Linked DNA regions of Mus musculus: region 1 is linked to region 2. A link is a loop called in an ENCODE intact Hi-C map of the cell type or tissue named here. Cell type or tissue: left cerebral cortex. All regions are shown on one strand. Each heading gives the region's core, and the rest is flanking DNA. Links, peaks and the distances in the headings are about the cores only.

The links. Peaks named below come from ENCODE experiments on the same cell type or tissue, not always from the same donor. Only the 100,000 strongest peaks of a DNase experiment are listed, where the experiment ranks them.
Region 1: a loop joins it to region 2, with 2.5 times the contacts of the local background. A loop is called at or near these places in 4 of 42 quality-filtered maps.

What each region holds. Positions count from the first base shown.
Region 1 is chr14:48,140,087-48,148,426 of GRCm38, forward strand. The region is part of intron 1 of Peli2 (pellino 2); the gene reads left to right. Among named protein-coding and RNA genes, the nearest start is that of Peli2, 23 kb to the left of the region's middle. In left cerebral cortex, for the core only: a CTCF peak has its summit at 7,803 (motif pointing left); DNase peaks (open chromatin) are centred at 4,436 and 7,718.
Region 2 is chr14:48,195,147-48,203,486 of GRCm38, forward strand. The region is part of intron 2 of Peli2 (pellino 2); the gene reads left to right. It also overlaps the pseudogene Gm6498. Among named protein-coding and RNA genes, the nearest start is that of Gm52144, 6.6 kb to the right of the region's middle. In left cerebral cortex, for the core only: a CTCF peak has its summit at 7,802 (motif pointing right); a DNase peak (open chromatin) is centred at 4,692.

The DNA.
Region 1 (8,340 bases), core at 9-8,008, 55 kb before region 2:
AATAGATTCTGCCCCCCACCCCTGCAAATAATATATCCTGATTGTGTTTTCCTCTCCTCCCCCTCCCCCTGATCTACTCCCTTTCTCATTAGAAAACAGACAGACTTCTAAGGGATAATGATAAAATAGAATAAAATGTAATAAGATAAAACAAAAAACTTAACACATCAGACTTGGACAAAACGGAGTCCCAATAGTGCCCGTGGTACAGTAGTGCAGTGGGTTAGCCTGTGGCACGCATATGTCGGTGCAGAGTTGGGCAGAACAAGCAGAAGGAAATGGGCTGAGGAGGAGGCACAAGCATCAGAGACCCACTTGTTCATGTACTTGGGAATCCATAGAAACACTAAATTGGAAGCCATGATAGCTCTGCAGAGGGCCTGGTGCAGACCTGTCTTGCAGGCCTTGTGCACGCACGCTGCCTCAGTCTCTGCGGGTTCTTGTTTTCTTGGTGTTCTCCATCCTCTTAGACCCTCTCTGCCTCCTTTCCACTGAATTCTGAGGGGAGGGGTTTGGTGGAGACGTCCTCCTGTTTAGGACTAAGGGTTCCAGGGTCTCTCTCTCTGCATGGCTCCTGGTTGTGGGTCTGTGTACTTGTTCCCATCTGCTGCAGGAGGATGCTTCCTTAGGGACTTCTAAGCCTGAGGGCCTTTTCATGCACACGTCCACTTAGGCTTTGGTTTGCTCCTCCCCTGTCTTTTCTTTTTGGGGTGTTGGCTGTTCTTCTCTCTGTCACAGAAATAGTTTTAAAGCTAATTTTCTAAATATATGATTCCTGTACCCAGTGAGATGGCACCAAAAATGCTGGGACCAGAAGTCCTGATGACGGCCTCCCATGCTGTGTGAAGGATGCTCACAGGTAGCATCCATTCCTTTCCTGAAACACTTGGCACAAACTGGCTTTACTAAAGGAGGGGCCAGATTCTGGCATTGGAGGCGCAGTCTTGGCGTGGGGTGTGTCCTAGCTCTCGAAATCGACTTTCATCAGAAATTAATGGCTGTCTTTCTCCCTCACACATGGAACATGCTGGTTATGACCAAATTATGCCCCGTTCCTGGAACATGCCCAGTTCAGAGATGAGCCCCTCACTTGAGTGAGAAGCTTTGTAATGTGTTAGAGCTGATGTGTTCTCTGATGAATGTCTGTGGAAACTTGGGATTATTTTCTTAACCTGCTCTATCCAAAACCAACTTGACCCTCCACTTGTTGTTATTTACTTAATATGCAACAAATAACACCAATGTTGCCTTAAGTGAAACTGATTGAAATAGCCACACACAGTTTTCAAAAATGGCCAAAGCAGCAGTAAGAGCAGCAGCATCATAGCTTGCCATTCCAGGTTGCCTTTGTGGTGGTGCCTGAAAGGGAAGGTAGATGAACTTAGCAAACCTTTGAAACGGACTTTTGGGGGTGATGTTTGGTCCTTCCTTGTTGGACACCAGCATGGAAAGACAGCAGTGAGGCCTGCAAGGGCCAGAAGTGTATTGTTCGCAATCCTGATTTAATGGTACTTGAAGGAAAATGGATGGTGAGAGACCCTAGTCCTCATGGGAGGAAGTGAACCGACGATAGAGGTTGACTTGGTACGAGGCAATCTCACTTCATTCAAAGGCACATAGAAGAAGGCCAAGAGGATAGGGCAGACTCTGGAGTCCAGGGCTCTGCTAGCCCAGCCGCTGAGCACTGATTTCTGCTGTTTCCCCAGGCACCTTGTTGTCCAGTTGTCCTACTAACCCAAGAAAGGATGAAGTCAGTAATATGTGAGCTGGCTTGGAACGCAGGCTCAGGCTGGCAGGCAAGTGTTGCCGTTGCGTTGTCCAGAGCTGTTTGCCCTGAGTCCTGGCTTCTGCCGAGGTGAAAGTGTAACTTGATCACTTGATTCATAATGAAGATGTTTAACACTCCTCAGGCACCATGTGGATCAGAGGACTAGGGAGACAGGCATGGCGGGCATCTAAGCGGCTGGCGGGCACATTGTCTTTTTTCTGCTGTACTCCTGAGGCCTCCCCAGTGTTGAGGGGCTGATTTGTTTCATGGACTGCATCTCAAGATTTCAGGCATTTCATTCCAAGGAACATCTTTTGTAGCATCCTACTTAGGCACCAGCAAAGCTTAAGCAGATGCAGACTGCATCATCTGGACCATCCTGGTCCTTTCCAGGTGTGAGGAGTTCTTTCATGAGCACCAAACTTTACTATACGATGGCTAGAACACACCAATCCCTCCTTTAAGAAACGTTTGAAGGAACAGTTGTGAGCTCATGAGCAGGTGATGACATTGGTCCATGTTTTACCTTTAAAATGGTTTCTTATCCTTTAAAGTCCAAAGAAATGGCTGGACTTGTAGTTCAGGTGGAAGAGTCTTTGCCTAGAAGAAACCCTTGGTCCCATATCTGGCACCACAAAAAACTAGGCATGGTGCCACCTGCCTACAATCATAGCACTTGGGAGTTGGAGGCAAGGAGATCAGGTTCAAAGTCATCCTCCTCTACAGAATCAGTTTCTCTCTTTTTTTCTTTTTTTAAAGATTTACTTTTTTTTTTTTTATATACATTGGTGTCAACCTGGGACACCCAAGACATTGTCTCTAAATAACACAAGATACAACAAATGTTACTGCTGATCAAATGCGTAAACAACAGGTGGGCCACTTACTTAGAAACATCAGAGGAAAATGGGCCATCCTGCATGCTGTGATCTCTAACAGATATTGGTGTTACCCACGGAGCTGTGTGAGAACGTGGGCGGTCAGCAGGACCTTCCAAACCTGCCTGCCATTGCTCTCTCGTTTACCATTAATGACCCTTGGACAGCGCTGTGCAGTTCTAACTCGTCGGAGAACGAGGAATTTAAGGGTTAGGGATGACTATTTCTGTGACTATTTCTGTGACCTCTGACCCTAACCTAGAGCTATTTGACTTTCGAAAATTCCCAAGTGTTTTTCTTATAAAGTCCTCTCTCCAGTCCCCCCCCCAATTTGAAAATGAGATCATGTTCTGTTTTGTCATGTATCTGCTACGAGAAATGAAGAGCGGCAGCAAGAGATCACAGCATTGATGAATCGGTACAGCTGTGGAAAACTGAGGTGTTCCTAATGTCTTATACTAATCATTACTTCTTAAATACGCTTTAATGTATTCATTCCTGAAGACTCAGGACGTACAAACCATGTAAAGGATCTGTCAGCCCCTCAGAGCCCCTGCTCTTGGCTGGGGCTCCCCTGGCTACAGCCCCTCAGAGCCCCTGCTCTTGGCTGGGGCTCCCCTGGCTACAGCCCCTCAGAGCCCCTGCTCTTGGCAGCAACCCCCCCACCCCCACCCCTGGCTGCTGATGGCTTCTTTCTGCCACAGAGATGCCTTCACTGCAGCCCCTGGGGCCCTTTCAGGAAATTGAATCAAGTTTGCTCACATGGCCGGGGCTTCCAGGCAGTCTGGTGTATGAGCTCTGCTGTCCTGTCCCTTGTCCCGTAGTGGTTTCTATCAAAGCCTCTGGAGTGATTTCTTTTGTATTTGCTTGCTTGGTCTTTGTCTTTTTCACTGAATGAGCTTGGTGACCTTAGGGACTGAGTCACTGTAGTATCAGTGTCTGAGAGTTGGAGGGGCTTGATAGGGGCTCGTTAAATATCTAGTGAATGGATGGCTTCTGTTTGTTTCTCTTTGAATACCCAAGTGCACACTAGGACACAATTGCATATGGTTGTTGTTGTTGCAGAATTCTCTGTTCTGTCCACCCCCCACCCCGACCCAATCAGTACGGCTCTTTTTCATTTTAAATCACAAGGTTGCTAGGTCTGTGATGGTAACTCTTTGGGTTTATCATGAGGGCTTCCAAAAGCCCGGCCTGGTAGGGCACATCTGTAATTCCACAGGTTCTTCAAAGAGCTGGAAAGCCTCAAGTTGTCAGCAACCTGGTGTGTGAAGCTGTGAACAAGAGAACCCGCCTCAGAGCAGATGGAAGGCAAGGGCCCACACCTGACTTTGACACATGCACTGTGGCATGAGCCCCCCTGCACCGCGCACACGAACATGTATGTGCACATGTGTATGTAACACATGTGCAAAGAAGATGAAATCATGACATAGCTTTTGAAAAAGCACTAAGAGTTGCTGTTTGTAATATTTATGTTTAATGAAAATAGATACACGTAGCCTTGCTGTTTTTACCACTTCAAAAATACTCAGCCAGATTTAGATCTCTTTGGATAGCAAGTCTTTTTTTCTTTTTGTTTTGGAATAAGTTAAATCCTGCATAGACATCGTAAATACAGTACAAAGATTTTGTGTACACCCTTTACGCAGCTTCCTTTCGCATTATCAGTGTTTATAACTACTGAGTAATTCCAAACCAGGCGATGAGACACCCCAGAGCCCAATCTGCAGACTCCTCATGCATCCCACGCGTCGTCCTCCGTGTCCTCTGCCTTGGCTCTGGTGCAGGCCCGGCTGCCAGGATCTATCACTGGTCAGCTCTGCACTCCCCAGCAGCTCGGAGGATTCTTTAGCCGGCTCTACCAAGGCTTTCGGTGAGCACCAACCAGTGGCAGGGCCTCACGAAGTCCACAGATACCGTAAGTTGATGGTGAGTCGGGATAGTAAGTGATGGAGTGTCTAACCCTGGCCTCGGGTAAGGCGATGGCTGCTTAGCTTTGCTGTAAACTTACTGTTTGCCCTCTGTAATAGATAAATGTCTTGGGAAGACATCCCCAAATGGACTTTTTTGTGTTTCTCCTTATCTTTCTCTCACTGAATTTAGCATCTGTCAGTGGATTTTACCAGGGACAGTTTCTGATTACCAAGGTGTTTGCCTAGTGGTGATTTCTCCTCCTTTCATATTCACTCATTTTAATTCTGTGAGGAGGGAGGGGCTGTTCCATCTCCTCTAGATATGTCCTTATTCAGTAGTATATTTGAAAATTGAGTTAATATTTACTTTCCATGGTTGCAATCTAAAATATGTACTCCGACCCCCATAATATTCCCCACTTTTCAGATTGCTTCAGCTTTGGCTGTTAGCAAACTTGGGGTTGGCCCCGCCCCCCTGCTGACATGCCCCATCTTCTGTGTGCGTCTTCTGTTGTGGCACTCCAAGGTGTCTCCAGCTCGTCCATATTTCACCCACTCTGTCCCTGAAATATAGTGTATTTCTTATTGAAGAATCATAATATCCAGAGAGTGTAGTTGGATGTTCAGACAGGTCATTGCTCCTCTAGATCCTTTCAGTTTCTTCTGGGAAACACACACACACACACACTACCCAGTATATGTATGCATGCACATATACTTACACAATACATGAATATATACATACACATATGCTATATACATACCTATATTTATCTGTGTGTTTGTGTATGTGTTTACATATCGACATATTCCTCTCTCTGACTCCAGTCTGATACCATAAGGTACATTTTAGCATCCTCCTTTCCTTTGCTTGAAACTGACTTTTAAGAATGAGTAACAGTATATTTACTTACTCAATTCATTGAATTATTGAAGACTGAACTGGAGCAAGAGAACCAGTGGGAGATATACCACACATCTTTCAAGGAGTTGGTTGGCCTGTGTCAAGATGGCGACTGGCCTGGCTGAACCCCAACTCCAGATCTGTGACATAGGACAGATTTGAACTGTCAACAGGTGGGATTTTATCTTCAGGAAACCGTCAGTTGCTCTTGGAAGGCTTTCCAGCTTTGCGAGTCAGGGTTCTATCAGGGTGGTTCTATAGCACGTACATGAAACAGTTTATGAGAGAAACGCTTATTTGTAATTTACGACTTGGTTTGTTGTGTCTCTGTCTCATGCAGCTCCAGGCCCAGCAGCTAGTGCTTAGTGACCGTCTGTCAGGTGGGCAGAGTGAGAAAGGCCTCCCATCCTGATGTGTTATTATCACTAGTTTTAGCCTTTGCCAGCGTTTCCATTAAGAGACAAGAACAAAGTGAAAAACCCAACATGGAAGGATATAGAGACAAGAGCTGAGGGTTAGGTTAAGACTACTGACGCGTTTGCCGCCTGCTTCTTCTATGGCTCCCTCTGGCAGTTCTGCTTTGGTTAGTTTTTAATCCAGCTCACCCAAGTTTCAAGCTTCAGGATAGGTGAAAGGTTTGCTGAGGGCAATGTCAGTATTAGATAGTGGAGATTTGCATGCTTGGGTTTTTTTGTTTGTTTGTTTGTTTGGGTTTGTTTTTTTTTTCTCGAGACAGGGTTACTCTGTATAGCCCTGGCTGTCCTAGAAATCACTTTGCAGACCAGCCTGGGCTCGAACTTAGAAATCCACCTGCCTCTGCCTCCCAAGTGCTGGGATTAAAGGTGTGCGCCACCACGCCCAGCGCTTGTTTTTTTTTTTTTTTTAAGAGTAGCAGGAGAATACACATTTGCCCAAGTGTCTGGCCAGGGTGTCTACTTTGCCTTGCACTGGGTCTATTGAGAGGAAAGGCTTTGCTGTTGAAGAGTATATATCCTAGTGAACATCACCATCTAGATATGATGCTCCTAGGGGCTCATATACTGAGGTTTGGCCTGCAGCTGTGGATCCAGTTCCTGAGAGGTGATTGGGCCCTGTCAGCTGTGACATCATTGGTGGGAATAACTACTTATGGATTCATAGTATGGTGGCCATTATTGGCAGATGGTGAACGCAAGAAGTGGAGTGAGGCCCGTGTAGGTGACATAGGTTTCTGAATGTGCTTTGGAAAGGATTGTGTTGTCCTGTGCAACTTCTGGCTGCTGTTAAGTGTTCAGCTCTCCCTACCACGTGCCTACCGCCATGATACTCATGCCTTGCTATGAACCTGAAGACCTGGTAGCAGGAAACCATGCACTGAAGCCTCTGAAGACGTGAGTCGGAATGTGTTGCCCCAGATGTTTGACAGAGTGGTAAAAAACCGTAGCATATGCACTTTCTGTTTTCATATTTTCTCTTCCAAAGTGAAAAGATATTGAGTCTCCTCAATGTTGAGGTAGAATCCTTTTTTCTTGTTTTCCTTTTTTTTTTTTTTTAATAACACTGCTTAGGTTTATAGAAGCCAGAAACTAGGTTGTCTTTCTTTTGCTACTACAGAAAAACTAGTGTAATGAAATACAAAACTACAAAATTGGGTAAACTTGGATCTGTCAATTTAATGTGGTAAATGACATTGTTTGGCTAAAAAAAAAAAGTCTAATCTGCAGTAGAGCATTCTGTGTTGACTGGTGGCTTGCGTCTGGCCTGCTGCGGCTGCTATGGGATGTCTCTTCCCTCTTGTGGCTCTGTCTTGAAGCCACTGTTGTCTTGGGTTTTGTATAGTATAGCATGGTTTTCTCATGTCCTTCTGTTGTCCCAAATGGGTCATCTATATAACCTACCTCAGTTAGGTTCTTGGTGTTGGATGATGAGAGATTCACTTGCTCCATTTCAATTGGAAGTCAGTCAAGTCAGGGCACTGAAGAGGAAAACACCCCATGCTTCCCCAAGAGTATTCTCATGAGTCCCTCCTGCTGGCAAAGCATCGGTTCATTAGAGAAGGGTCCTAGTCCACCAGTCCCAAAGGATGCATCCCCCGATGGACTGGAGGTACAGGGTACCTACCATATGTGGTATAGGAGATGCTACTAGCTTTGCTGTTGGAGCAAAAAGATGGAGCAGCAGGGAAGGACATGTCACACATCTAAGCGCATGCTCACGGCACAGATGGTTCAGTATCACTAATACAGAGAGAGAACTTTAGGGTTGGGGATACACGCCACCAGTCCTCACCCACTCAGTGTATAGTTCCATTGACACTGTCCACCAGTAGAGCCCTGAGCACCCTCAGCGCCCCCTCCTGGCAGTTTGTGGTTAATTTCCATTCCCTGCCGGATTCTGGGCAACTGTTTTTCTCTATATATAATTTTGCCCTTTTTAGAAAATTTCATTTGAATTGGATCATTCAGTAGGGAGTCATTTGTGCCTGGCTTCTGCCACTGAGCTTAGAGTCTCAGTGTCCCTTCATGTTACAGTACGTAACATTCTGTTTTATATCCACGTACTCTGGTGTGGGTATACCACATTTGGTTTAGCCATTGACCAGGTGATGGTCACATAATCCATTTTCCAGTTAATGGATATTGGCTTGTTTTGATTTTTCTTTGGTAGGTTCTTAGTAGCAAATTACTTGAATCTTACAGTAAGTCTGTGGTTAACATCCGTAGAAACTGACAAACTGCCCTCCCCTCAAAGCTATTGTGCCTTATGGAGTGTACGGTCTTATTGGCTCCATAATTTTGTCCTTTGTACTTACAGTGAACACAGCCTGTATGTATGTGACCAAAATATGACATGGTGACTTTACTGTAGTGGGGAGGTTGATTTGCGCGAGTGTGT
Region 2 (8,340 bases), core at 95-8,094:
TATACCAAAGTGTAATAGTTTTAAGAAGAACATTTCTGTAGTTTTTTTTTTTTTTTTTTTGCAAACCGAACTGACCATTTTCCTTGGAAAGTGTTTTTGTCTTAAGAAACACATATAAGCATGCTTCTTGCCACTTGGATAGTTGGCAGCCATTTTTGAAAGAAATTAGTAAAACGTATTAGTTATCAGTTTTTATGCAAAGCTAGGATTTTAGAAAACTCCAATCTGCTAAGACTTGATGGTTTCCGGGGCTTAAGATTGCTCACTGGCTGGAAAGATGGCTCAGTGGTTTGAAAAATCTACACGACCTAAGGGGACTCCGGATGACCAGCACACGATGCTCTGGAGATAGCTTTAGCTTCTCTTCTGTTCCTGAGATAGAAGACAGAAACAAAAGCCAAAAAAACAAAAAACAAAACAAAACAAAACAAAAAAACAACACCCCCCCCCCCAAACCTGGAAGCAACCCCAAGGGAGAAAGGGCTTACTTATTCCAAGCCTAGCTACAGGCCGTCATTTCCGGGATGTCACATCACACCCACAGCCCAAAGCAGGGGGAAATGACTGTTCTTAGTACAGAGTATGCATCCTCCACTCGAATAGCTGAGAACCCAAACCCACGGACTGGTTCCACCAACAGTGGTTGGGGTCTTTGCACATCAATTAATGTCATCAAGACACTACTTCAAAGATATGTCCGCAGGACAACCTGTTCTAGACAGTCTCTGAGATTTTCTCTGCAGGTGGTTCTATATTGTGCCAAGTTGACAATGCACACTAACCGCTGCACACAAATAGTTAAAAGATATTCAGTACGTTAAGCTAGACAACAGGCTTTCGTGTGCTTGACTTAAGAGCATCGGATATAGTTTCAGATTCTACATTGCAACTAACCTTTAAGAAATGATCCATTGTCAGATTTGAGTGTTGTATCATGTACATGGCTGCAGTTAGCTGTGCAGTATCCTATACATGTCTGTATTCGCTGTGCAGTATCCTATACATATCTGCAGTTAGCTGTGCAGTATCATATACATGTTTGTTTTAGCTGTTCGGTATCATATACATGCCTGCATTAGCTGTGCAGTATTGTATACATGTTTGCAATTAGCTGTGCAGTATCATAGATGTGTCTTCAGTTAGCTGTGCAGTATTATATGTGTCTGCAGTTAACTGTGTAGTATTACATATGTGTCTGTAGTTAGATGTGTAGTATCATACATGTGTCTGCAGTTAACTGTGTAGTATTATACATGTATCTGCAGTTAGTCATGTAGTATCGTACATGTATCTGCAGTTAGGTGTATAGTATCATACATGTGTCTGCGGTTAGTCATATAGTATCATACATGTGTCTGCAGTTAGTCATGTAGTATCATACATGTGTCTGCAGTTAGCTGTGAAGGCTGTTAAGCAGTTACCCACTTTCCATCTACATATCCAAGTAAGGCTGAATCTCCTTTGTAGACTTAACCAGATCAATGGCTCATGACAGATTGCTTGCAGAAAGAAAAGGAGAGCCCAGCCAGGCATGAAGATGTCATTCTTCCCAGGAAATTTTTCTCTTATCATGTGAAATAGAGGATTTTATTTCATAAAGTATTTTATAATAATGTCATTTTAAGTGAATTAATGTTATTTAATTTAAAATTTTTAATATATGGTATGGTAAACACAGATGGAACACACGAGGAAGAAAGCTGTTTGGAATTTGTCAGTGGTTTTAAAGAACATAGAGAGGTTTTGAGAATATATTGTTTCGGAACTAAGGATCTGAATATATAAAACAGAAAGGGTTTAATGCCAGGAATTGGATGCCTGCCAAACCGTTTAAAAGGCTGGTGGGGAAGAGATCAGGGAGAGCCCTCACTCAGGCTGGGACTGGCTCCACAGAGCTCAGAAGTTGCTGTAGCAGTCAGGAGCAACAGGCATTTCCCAGTGTCAGGACTGCAATGCTCACCATCAGACCGAGACTCATTTTAAATTTCTTTACTGTGGTAATTATCCTTATTTTTGGAAACAGCCATCGGTATTTGGGAGTGAAATGTCACAGCTCACATTAGCCAGAGAAGAAGGGAGGGGCACACATAAAAAGTGAGACGATATGAAGAGGTGTGCACAATTGGTACGGGTACACGGGATTTTCGGCCTTGTTTTTAAAACCTTGTCGTTTCAGGGTTTTCGAAATACATGTCTGGCAGAAACAGTATACCAGCATCAGGACCAATGAGTAAAAGTTTGGAAAATAAAGTTTGAAATACTTCCTGGGGTGAAGAATAGAGTGGACGATGACGTAATGTACTAAACAGACTTGTGGTGACCTCATCAGGGACACTTCCTCTTGGATAGATGGCAGTTGGCACAGAGACTCAGCCACCAGCCTGGGTGCGTGCTCAGCCCCACAGGGGATGCCTGAAGCACACGCCCCTCCCCACCCTCCTGAGATTCAGGGATCATTTCAGAGAGAAATGCCCCAGAGGGACTGTAAGAGCTGGAGACAAGACAGGGCACTTGAACATGTGTAGCCATAGATTATGACAGCACGCACAAGGCCTGTGTAAGGCGGAGAGTCCCCAGCCCCTGCTGAGGAACTCTTGATAATTAATGGCTTCTGGAAGGGGAAGAGTTGGCTTTCTTTAGGGCGTGGCCCCTGGTGAGTGGAACGAGCTCCATTGATGACCACACACCCTAGTACTAATTGAGCTGGATAGATTTTTAAAGAGCAGAAAAATAATCCAGGAAAGCAGGGGGCTGAATGGATATGGATTGGGGACTGGATCTGAAAAGAGTCGGGGAGGGGAATTGAATATGAAATTATGATAGAAATGTATTTTATGAAATTCGCAATTAATAAATAGAATTATTATCACAAGTGAAGTCATGGAAAGAAAAGAGAAAAAAATAAAATAATGCTTCACCAGGGAAGGGTCATGTCAAAGAAATGTGAATCTCGGAGCAGATGGGAAGGAGAGGAGCTACGTAGTAATGGGATAAAATTGGATGACATAATGAGGGCCCACCAGGAATGGAAGGAAAGAGCCTCATCAAGCCATAGCCTGAAACTCAGAATACCAAACGTGGGGACACCAGGAGCTGCCAGAACACATCCGAAGTTACCAGAAGACAGGTTTTACCTAAGGAGTAAATAGGACGAGTCCCTTGAATCCAGGAAGTAATCCCACAGGGGAGGAGGGGAGAAAAGGACTTCTGATGGAGATAAAGAGGGAGTCAGGATAACAGCTGGCAAGCAGGCCAGAGGACATAGTGCAAGATTGGGCAGTTTGCCCAGTGATTTGTTTACAAGCGGGAGTTCAAAAGCAAAACCACCCAGAACCAATGGACTGTCTAATGACTATATTGAGAGCATTAATATTTTTAGAGAGTCAGGATTATATAGAAACTGAAAGCTAGCCAAACTCTAGGGAAAAGTAATAATTGGGTAGAGAAAAATGTAATCATTATTCACTGCGGAATGTGGCCTTGATATAATACAGTAAGATAAATAAATAATGCTATGATGGATATTGACAACCAACAGCTATATAGTACAAACCCACTGGAAGAATACAGAGAAGCATTTGCATGCAGAGTTGGGGATGGGGCACAGAGGGGAGAGACGAGAACAGTCAGTCGGTGGGGTGCAGTCTGGAAGAGTGCTGTCTAGGAACACAGAAGTAATTAGCAGGAGAAACAGCTGCAGGATTTAAGATTGGATTTTCCGAGAGGATGAAATTGGTTTTGAAGTAAAGGTGGATCCAGCTTTTGTGTTTGACCTTTACCCTGTGGAATAACTTGATTTTTCTAAGCTGCAAGCTGTTCGAAACCTCTTTTAGCCCATCAGTGGTTTGTTTCATTTTGTTTTGAGATGGGCTTTCACTGTGGCGACCCATGCTCTTGGCCTCCGTGGAACAGCTCCGGCCTTAGCCTCTCAAGTGCTCGGATTACAACATGTACCACACCAGGCCCATCTGTGCGTATCCACGCATGCCAGACATCGACACTGGGTGTCTTCCTCAAAGCAATTGAGAGCACTCTTGTCGTGCAGGGGTTGTAAGGGCAGAACGGACCTTGTGTAGGAAGCACTTTACCAACTGAACCACTTCCGCAGCGTTCCCTGCCAGTCATGACTCATTTAGTACAGCAGCGGGGAAGATGCAGAACGGTGGGTGCTCGGGTCGTAAGGAGACCTCTGAGCCTTGTTGTACAGTCTGTCACCTGTGAAGCCTGCTTTGCAGTGACCACTGTTCCTCCACACCAAGGTCGTGTTAAAGGTGCCTGTGGTGCTTCCTAGGTACCTCTTATGACGCCACTTACCTTTGGTATAGTGCATATCCACAGGTACAATCAATGTTAACACAGGGAGCATGCTGTCTGTATTTGTAGCTCCAATTGTAGTCCTTAGAATTGAAGTAGAAGTCCTAATTTCAGGATATAAATAGATGAGTAAATATAAATAGGAAGACATTTGGCACATCAAAGCTAGAGACATGTTGTTAGAGTATTAACTATGTGTTGTTCTGCGTTTGTTATTTTCCATGGGCAGGGTTGCCAGATGACTGGATTCCGAGCCAGCAGTGGGGTACAAGCTTTTTTAATGTTTTCATTCGAGATCTAGTTTGGTTATTGCTCGTCATCCTCTTTCTCCTTGGAGAACTAGGGTGCCTTGTAAATGTTAGACAAGAGCTCTACCAGTGAACTTCATATCCACAGTGCTTTCTTTCTTACAAGGGGAAAAAAATCTCTGCAAACCAAACTAAAATCCCTACAAATGCAAACATTGGCTTTCTCCTAGGAGAAGTGTGATGTTGAGCAGGCTGGCCTTCATCTGTTAGCAGAAAAGATCTAGAGCCTGGTATGTGCCCGGAGCAGTCCTATGTGGGCTCTGTTCAGAGTGCAGCGCATTGTAGAACTAGATGGGGGCAAACATCATCAAAGAAAAAGAGCAAGGTGGGAGAAACGGGACAGAGATGCTGCTCAGGATGGTAAGATGTGTCCCAAGCCAATCTGGGGGCAGCCTCTGCAGTCTGGGTCCAGCGTCTGTAGTACAGAGCCAGCATCTGCAGTGCAGGGCCAGTGTCTGCAGTCTGAAGCCAGTGTCTGTCCTCCAAGCCCAGAGTTTGCAGTCTGGGGCCAGCATCTGCATTCTAGGGCCAGCATCTGTAGTGCTGGGTCAGTGTCTGCAGTTTGGAGTCAGCGTCTCCAGTCCAGAGCCAGCGTCTGCCGTCCGGGGGCCAGCATCTGCAGTGCAGGGCCAGTGTCTGCGGTGCAGGGTCAGTATCTGCAGTCCGGGGCCAGCGCCTGCAGACCAGGGCCAGGGACTGATTTTCATCCCGCTCTGTGTTGCTTGCTTTTCACAGCTGGTCTGTGCATCACTTTTATCATTTTGAAAGTGTCACCATTTCTGTCTGAACTCTCCTGCCAGGCCAGACTTGGAGTAAATCACCAAGTCTTAGGAGCCCTGACACAGATGCCATCTGCCACAGGCATCTTCCCTTCTGCCTTTGTCCTTCCCGGCTGAGCTCCAGATTGTAGAAGACATCTAAGGTAGGTGAGGTGATGGGCAGGGTTGTGTTGTTGTTGTTATTGTTGTTGTTGAGCATACCTAGAACTCCCTAGCACTGAACTGTGTGTCCTTCTAAGGGAGGCGCTTGTGACCCGAGGTCACAGTCTTGCAGGAAGCTATACTCCTGCCACATGAGTACAGCAGGATGAACCAGCTGTGGAGATCATTTGGGCTCAGAACTCTTCAGTCTTCTTTCAGTAGCTGACTTACCTCCTAGAGACTGGATATGAAGGGACAGGCCAGGCACATGTCCAGAGGCTGGGCACACCCACAGCCTGCTGCGGAAGGGAGGTCCTCAGTCTTAGCTAAGGGAGAGTCCATTTGAGGCCAGTGGCCAGCTGAGGCAGTAGACCTTCATGAGAGTCAGGTAGCAGCCAGGTCAGGAGGCACTTTTTTGGGCTAGCCTGATGTCTTTGTCACTTTTTGGTCTCAAGTGAGTAGCAGAAGCCTCAGCCCAGAGCTTTAGGTTGACAATAATTGCTTCATCTTTCCCACCCAGGAGACAGAAAAGTTTCCGACAAAAAATAGCTTGCCTTTTCCACTGTGTGTGGATGAGATCACAGTTCCGATCCCAGAAATTCTTGTAGTTCTGTTTTGCATCTATATACAGTTTGCACAGTAGATGCCGAAGGAGATCCAGAAAGAGGCTGGCCTGTTCAAAACCCAGTGAGGAGAACATTTACCAGGCAGCGCTGTGTAAGTGTTTAGAAGCGAAGACATGCCCACCAGCCAGTTTACGTCACTTTCCACGGGGGACGGGAGGAGTGAAGGGGGAAAACCACTGTTTGCAGAAAACACTTGGACAAGAGGCAGGGGCTGATGGCTGTGTGGACTGTTGGTTGCAGTGGTGGTGGTTTTAGGATTCAGGGACACAGATGTGTTGGGGTTAAGGTTCATAGGTCAGCGACAGAGAGAGATTGGGAGAGCAAGAGAGGGCTGAGAGCGAGCAGTGCTGATAACAGAAACTCAGGTTGGCTCGGCTGGTTTTCTCCCGAGGAATGTATCAGTTTGCTGGATGACAAACATGACCTAATGTAGTGTTAATTTTCAAAACCATTTGCAAGGCTTTTCCTAGTGTCCCTGAGACATAATTCAGTAAAGCTCATAGATGTCAATTGGGGCCCACTGGGAAATAATTTTCAGCTTAATTCAAGGCTGGGAAATTGGTCTTGGATTCTCCTTGTTGAGAGGTCTGTGGCTCTGAGGCACGGAGGCTAGGGCTGAGGGATGCAGAGGAGGCTAGGAGGTCTTGAGACCTCTGTGGCTCTTGACAGGCCTTAGAGGTAGGTGTGGGAGAAGAAACGATGCTGGTTTTCCTGTGAATTCATTGGGATGTTGGGTTGCCGTGGTGAGGGGCTATTGTAGGTAGTAGCCTCGCATGCGCGGTGGTCGGCTTGGTAGACCAGCCTTACCTTCAGTTCCTCCTCCCCTCAGACTGTCCCCTGAGCAGAGTAAGTGCTAAGAGGTGGCTTTTCTCTGCCCTGTTCCACTGGCAGGAAGAAACTTGCATGTCCTAGAGGGGACTGAACTCAGTGCTAGCTGTTTGTGACAGAAGAGTGGGGGTTGGGGGATGAAGTGGCACAGTGACCTCTGCCCCTAGAAGGTAGCTGTATGCCACTGGTAGGGCATCCAGTGTACTTTCATGTGCACAAGTACACATAGTACCAGTACGCTGCAGAATGCAGAAGCAGACCTTGGCAGTTCTGTGGTAAGTGACAGTATGGCATTGAGGAGGCCTCACAGGGCGCAAGGTGCTTTGGCGAGAGTAAGACAGCTCTGAGAGAGACGGTTCAGGAAACCCAGCACAGCTGGACTGCAGAATGGCAGGAACAGGATGTGACTCTGCTGGCTTGTAGGCTCCGTTCTCACGTGGGGATGTCAGTCAGACGTTGACTGTTCCGCTGACATCTTAGATTAACAGCCACAGACACGGTTAGCTGGCGACCCAGACAGAGGTTTCAGTAATGATTCCCAGCTTTTCACTGAAGCTTCAAGACATCGGTGTCTGCCATTCATGAATCACAGTCTGCCACAGCCTCACTTGGCACCATGGTGACGTTGAATCAGATCTTTGATCCGGCACTCGCTGTTGCCCTTTGTCGTCTCTTCAGAAGTGTGTTTATGCACTAGGAATTGTGTCCCACAGGCTAGACCCTGTTCATGAGCACAGAGGCATAGGGAAGAAAAAGCTGGTGGCTGTCGCCATAGTAATACACCACCTCACCAGAGGGCAGTGTGGGGGTATGGCTGAGTGTATTGGAAGCCAAGGCTTTGTGGTCTTTTCACATGGCTGGGGGCTCCCCAGTAGGCAGGTAGAAGACAGCCATCCTTGCTTTCCAGATTAGTGTGTCTTAGTGTGTGTGCACGTGAATGTACATGTGTTCATCTGCATGTCTGTATCTTTGCTCTCGTCCTGTAAGGGGGTTGAGGTCAACTTCAGCTGTCTTCCTCAGTCACTCTCCTTTCATTTTTTAAAACTTTTTTTTTTTTTTTAATCTTACTAACCTGGAGCTCATGGGGTCAGCTGGGCTGGCTGGCCAGTGAGCCCAGGGGTGCTTCTGTCTCTGCTTCTCTAGTGCTGGGATAATAGAGGTGCATCATCATGCCTGGCTTTCTATATGGATGTGGAGGATCAGATTCAAGCCCTCAGTCTTACACACCAACTGCTGTACCAACTGAGCCACCTCCCCATTGAGAGCTTTAAAATGCAACACACACACACACACACACACATACACACACACAGAGACACACAAGTCTGTGAATCAAGACTAAAG